Linked DNA regions of Homo sapiens: region 1 is linked to region 2. A link is a contact called in ENCODE Hi-C data. All regions are on one chromosome and are shown on one strand. Each heading gives the region's core, a stretch centred on a gene start or an enhancer-like site at or near the end of the contact. The rest is flanking DNA. Distances are from core to core; before and after follow the strand shown. Region 1 overlaps BCL2 (BCL2 apoptosis regulator). Region 2 has its middle 130 kb from the start of ZNF532.

What was found. A loop is a pair of places that touch in the nucleus more often than their neighbours do. Pooled maps may share reads with other maps.
Region 1: a map with no recorded cell type shows a loop between it and region 2 (5-fold over the local background). The contact joins two enhancer-like sites. A Hi-C loop is called at or near these places in 2 of 37 single-sample maps with no recorded cell type and 1 of 50 pooled maps.

Annotation. Positions count from the first base shown.
Region 1 is chr18:63,154,153-63,157,198 of GRCh38, forward strand. The region is part of intron 2 of BCL2 (BCL2 apoptosis regulator); the gene reads right to left. Among named protein-coding and RNA genes, the nearest start is that of BCL2, 160 kb to the right of the region's middle. RefSeq lists an enhancer at 933-1,082. Within about 2 kb of position 1,444, at least 22 of the 41 ENCODE cell types and tissues checked have a DNase peak (open chromatin) inside an H3K27ac peak, as active enhancers do.
Region 2 is chr18:58,989,715-58,992,851 of GRCh38, forward strand. No RefSeq gene overlaps it. Among named protein-coding and RNA genes, the nearest start is that of ZNF532, 130 kb to the left of the region's middle. Within about 2 kb of position 1,842, at least 9 of the 41 ENCODE cell types and tissues checked have a DNase peak (open chromatin) inside an H3K27ac peak, as active enhancers do.

The DNA.
Region 1 (3,046 bases), core at 194-2,693, 4.2 Mb after region 2:
CTAGCAGAAAAACCGGGGTGATCCTCAACTCCTCCCTCTTCTTTTCCTATGGACACACCATCACTGTCATCTCCACCTTACAGAAGTCTCTTAGGATGTCTCCTCTTTCTGGTCTTACAGAAGCCACTTCTGTTCACCCCACTGCATGGCTTACCTAGACAGTGGCAAGAAGCTCCCAACCGATCTTCCCTCATCTTGCCCCATTCAGCTTCCCTCTGGAGTATTCCCAGGGTGTCTGCTAGACCCACAAAGCAGTTGCGTCCCTCTCTCTTATCCAAATGCCCTGAGTGGCTCCTGTTATCCACAGGGCGAGCTGGCCCTGACCCACGCTTCCAGACTCCCCTCTCCCCACACCCACTGCTTGCCTTGAACTCCATGTGATTACTGGCAGCATCAGCTGCAGCCTCGTTCCTCTACAGATCCTGGCTCACATGCATCCTCAGGCTGGGATGCCACTCTGCCTTTTGCACACCTCTCCACACTCAGCTCAAATACCACCTCCTCTGTGAAGCCTTTCTTGACCAAGCCCCCACCTCCCCATCATGCCCTTTTCTTATTCTGCCCCCTCAAGGCTCACCAGTGAACTCACTGCCACCTGTCTCTCTCCTCCTTGGGGGCACTGGCTACATTTTCTTCATCTTGGTTTTCCCAGGTTCTGATAGTGCCTGGCACCTTGTAAAAGCTGTGTGCATGTTTGCAGAATGAATGAGTAAACACATGGAAATTAAAACTATTTAAACAGGTCCATAAAGATTGTGTTATGCTCAAGGAAGATGGATTCATTACACATCTCAAAAGAACCTCAGGACCTTCTGGGACTGGAATGGCAACACCGTGTGGGGTAAGGAGCCTAGAACGTTCAGTTATGTTCTCAAGTCGTCACAGCTTCACCTTACCCAAGATATCTAACATCTCTGAGCCTCAACTTATTCATCTATAAGAATAAGAGGACGCTACAACATCAACCACAAAGGCTGGGGTGAGAACGACACGGGCTCATGATGCCAAACGTCTGGTGGAGGTCGGCACAGGGCGGGCAGAGGTGGCAAATGGCAGTGTCCTTTGTCCCCAATCAACAGAACTGAGCTGAACATGAGACTCTGAGAAAGGCTCGGGACAGCAGGGCCACAGCACGTCTCCTGGCCTCCAGGGACAGTCAACTTGAGGAGGCGACAAATCTCATTTGCAAAGGTGAGAAACTGTACAGCAAGTCAACAGTATCGGATGAGTCACGAGACAGGACGTGATTGATGTCGGGTGGGCGTGGAATGTGCTGTGCATTGCGTGGGGAGGGCCCTTAGTGGGGGTGAGCTTGGTGGGAAAAGGAGGGTCTCGGAGGGTCCAGCTGCTGGGGTGGAGGCCACAGGGGCCCAGGAGTGCAGGGTGGGCGCGGTAAAGAGACTGCCGTTGTTGCCTTTAGGCTGTTCTGCTGCTCTCTGCTTCCCCCTGTTGGCTTGGGAGGGAAGAGTAGGGCTGTTGGCTGAGACGGACGTTAGAGCGAGCAGGTGAGAAGAGGCTGGGAGGAACCGGCAATGCAGCGACCAGGAGCAGGTGGTGGAGCGGGGAAGAGAGAGGGAGGGCTGCTTGGCCAGATGCCAGGCACTCTGCCAATTGCAGGCCCTGCAGATCTTGCCCCGAGCTCAGGGTCACCTTGAACCCTCTCCTTTCTTTCTCCAGAGTGCTTGTCGCACCCTCTCCCTTCCTGGGGCCCTCACTCATGTTCTCCTTGGAGGTTAGAGGCCCATCCTCCCTCTCCCAGGACCCTTCCCCGCCTCCCCAGCCAGTGTGGGCCATTGGTGTGACCAAGGTGAGGGGCACTTGGTGTTCTTGGGACTCTTGTTCTTTTTCTTGCTTGAGGGCATTTCTCAAGTAAGACCAGAGATCATTTTAGCCCTGAGTGTCCCAGTTAATATTCATGAGGCTTGCTGAGAAGCCAAAAAAAAAAAAAAAAAAAGGCTTGGACGGCATCAGACGGGCTGGCAGGGGAGGGGGGTGTTCAAAGAGGAGAAGAAAGCAAGAGCCAACATAGAGTCTTGCCCAGCAATAGCATGGAAGGGAGTGGCAGCCCATTGTCCCTCAGGAAAATAAACTGCAAATAACTTTTCCCGTTTGTGTCAATCTAGTGCTTTCAACTTACAAACTATTAGTAGGCTTTAGAACTTAGATCAATTGACATTCTGGGTCAGGTAATTCTTTGTTGTGGGGAGGACGGGCTGCCCTGTGCACTGGAGGATGTTTAGCAGCTTCTCTGGCCTCTGCCCACGACATGCCAGCGGAAACCCTTGTCTAGTGTGAAAACCCGAAATGTCTCCAGGCCGTGCCAAATGTCCCCTGGAAGGCAAAGTCATCCCCATGGAGAACCACTGCCTTAGATTATTGTTAGGTGCTACCCAAATGCCCAACACCTGTACTGGCCCCTCCAGTCTCACCCTCATCTGAGCACTGCAAGAACGTCCCACCCTGGCGTCCACCTCCCCCGTCCACCTGATGTTTACGTAAACAGAAACAGAAGCTTCTTTCAGAAGCCAAGGAATCTCCTCCCAAGTCCAGACGTTGTGGGTTGGGGGTGGGGGTGCAGGAATGCCTCTAACTCTGCTCAGTAACTGCAACCCCATGGACTTCATAATGGCCAAGGGGACTCCACACCCAAAGCCCTCATTCCCCAATTTCCTGGGCAGCCAGGGATCCAGGTAGAAACGCTTGCCCAGGAGGCGTCTCTCTGGTGGAGGAGTAAACCTTGGAGAATTTGCCCTCCGTTTTCTTCCCTCGCTTTCTTCTCCATTTTCTCTCCCAGGAGCTAGCTGGTGAGTAGCTACCGCAGCTACTCATGTGAACATGAATCTGGGGCCACCCTTTTTCAAATTTCAACAGCAAGTCCTGGAACTAAACAAGAAAGCCTTTGCACAAATAAACAATTAAGTTAATTGTGGGTCTGACAAATATTTTGTTTTCCCGAGGAATTAAGTATGCATCTGGGGTTAGGCTTCTGGGCTGAGCCTCTTGTGTAAAAAACCAGAAGGCAAGAAACTGAAGGAATATGGTCAAA
Region 2 (3,137 bases), core at 592-3,091:
CAATAAAAGAGACAAAGGACATTATATAACAATGAAAGGGTCAATTCATCAAGAGGATACAATAATTATAAATGTATCCAACATTGAATGAAGCACCTAAATATATAAAGCAAATATTAATAGATCTGAAGGGAGATAGAAACTATAATACAATAATAGTAGGGGACATCAATACCCCACTTTCAATAATGGATTACCATCCAGACAGAAAATTAATAAGGAAACATTGGACTTGAACTACACTTTATGACCTGACAGACATATACAGAACATCCCATCCAACAGCAACAGGATACACATTTTTCTCAAGTACACACAGAACTTTCTCCAGGATGGATCATATGTTTGGCTGCAATACAAATCTAAACAAATTTCAGGGGATCAAAATTACCTTAAGTATCTTTTCTGACCACAATGGTGTGAAACTTGAAATCAGTAACAGGAGAAATCTTGGAAAATTCACAAATAAGTAGAAATTAAACAACATGGGTCAAAGAAGAAATAAAAAAGAAAATCAAAAAAATCTTGAGACAAATAGCAACTATGTACCAAACACCTATGGGATGCAGCAGAAGCCATTCCAAGAGGGAAATTTATAGCAAGAAATGCCCATATTTCTGTGAAAAGTCTCTCTTCATGCTACTAGAAGTTTCTGGAGTAGCCAGTTGTCATTCTATAGTCACTGTTACCCCCAATCAACCCATTCTGAACAGCCCAGCCTCAGTTCACATGGTTTGAGTATAAGGCTGAATTTGAGACTAGGCTACTCTCAGTCTTTTCAGAGTATTTTCTTTTCACATCCATTTTTTCTTCACAGTCCCAATGGATTTTGAATGTTTTAGTAACGATTCAATACATTGGATAAAACTTTAATGATCTTAGCCTACATTTTTCTAGGCATTTGCTCATTTATATTTGCTGCCTTCTTTGGAAATCTAGATTTGGGGGTACCCTAGATCCTGTTTCAATTAAGGTCCCAGCAGAATGCAGTGCAGCACACTGCAAAAGGTTTAACTTTCAAGAAATTAAGGAAGGGACTATACACAGAGCTGTGTGCTGGAACAAGGCCTGAGAAGCCTGAGTAGGGGTGGAAGCTGGAGCTGTGGGAAAAGGGCACTCAGGAAGAGCCACTGCCAGAGCCACAGTGAAGCCAGGAAGGTGTGGGGAGCGGAATCACCAGGAGGCCCTCTCATCACACTCAAAGATTTCCTGCCCGCACCTCCCACCTGCCAAAGCTAAATACAAGCTAGATGACAAGGCAGCCACAGTAATAGTCTATAGATGTCCGTGTGTTGGGCACAAAACAGGACAAAGAAGGGTGGATGAAGGATCTGGGTTTCCGAGTGGGAGGTTATAATGATCACTGACACGTGGCATGCACTTTCAGGAGTGCGTGTTCTATGCCTGTTTTGTCAACATGCATTTTGTCCCCTACAGGCAGGCTCTCCAATGGAATACGGTACTTCAGATTCTACATTTACCCTTTCTAATTACCTTGCCAGGTTTCTCCTGGAATTATACCTTTTCCCTAGTGGTTATTTTTATGCAAGGAAACAGAATCACATTTCCCAGAAGATATTCCTTACCAGTTTCTAAATTCAATTTATGAGGTTAGTTCTGACTCATCACGTAGCGCTATTTATAATGTTTCCCAGTATTTAAGGGAACTGATTATTAAATTTGCTGTGCTATTTTATTGCAAGCTGCTTTATCCTTGAGCTTTTCTTATAGTTAGAACTGTACATTACATGACCATGGCAGATCTATTTGCAAATACAATCCTTGGCAAGACCATGTTTTCACCCGGGGGAGTTCTATAATTAGAGTCCACCATAGCACACCTCCAAGTCCAACTCAGTTCCAGAAAGTGTGGGTTTCGCCCCTGAGTCCATGAGTCATTTCCTGACCTTCAGGTCATGTCATGCTTAATTGGATTGGTTATTTTTGGAGAACAAATGCTATTTGTTTTTTAAAAAAGAACAAGGTAGGCACAGGTCCGCTGATCAGAGAGGATGGTGTGATGTTGACAAGAGTTAACGGGAAGTAGAGCAACATCTTCCACCCTTTCCAAGGTGGAAACAGATGCATCTGTAAGCAGGAGTAATGAATGTCTCTACTTTGCCAGTTCAGCACCTGAACTTCCCTTTCCAGTGTTGGGGGTACCTGCCATTGTATGAATCTTGGCAAGAGATAGATCTTACCTCCCACTGCAGAATCCAGAAGGTCACTCACCCTGACTCCCAGCAGCCTAACTTCAGGCACGGGATGACCAAAACTATGCTCCTGCTCGACTCTTCAGTAGGTGATACAAAGGAGCGGGCCAGTTCAACACCATTTGTCTGGTGGCGTGATGGCAGCATAGTGGCAATGGCCGTGGTGACTCTGAATTGAGAGTAGACTTGTGAACTGTTTGTCAAGGTGAGGGAAGTCAGTTTGTCTTTAAGGAACTACTGAATGTCTTGGACACAAGCAGTGCCAACATCATGGGGAGAACCTAAAGTTTAGACTCTTGGTTCCCTCTGAATAAGACACCAGCTAAACAACATGCCAGTCTCTGTTGTTTCAGAAGAGACCAAAATAAATGGAAGCGAGTGCCTTTCAATTGCTATAAGACCAGCCCCGGAAGACCTCCCTGCTCCCGTCACCATATCTAACCTCACCTCCTATCACTTCCCCCTACTCCCATGTCACTCCTTTTCGTTCCTATCCACGATTCATATTCCTGTTACAGGACCTTGGCACATGCTCTTCCTTCTCGTGGAATGCTCTTTCCCCAGTTCTCATGAGGGTTTTTCACATGTTTCACATCCGGTCCATGCAGAAGTCCCCCGCCTGGAGAGCCTTCCCCAATTCCCTTACTGAAATGTGCCCACCCCACTGAGCACACACCTGCTTTGCCACTCTCCATCTCCGCTTCCCATTATTTTTCTCCCTGGCACTTATCACTGCCTGACATGATATGCTTATGTGCTAAGTGTCTGCCATCCCCTGGAAGAATGTTCTAAGATTTTCCATGAACTCTCTGCTTGCTTTCTAATCTGAAACTGCCATTTCCTCTCATTGCAAGAGGCATTCTTCCTTTTGCGGCCTGAGAGCAGTGGGTATTAGTTATATTTTCCCCTTTGATCCTTATTCTG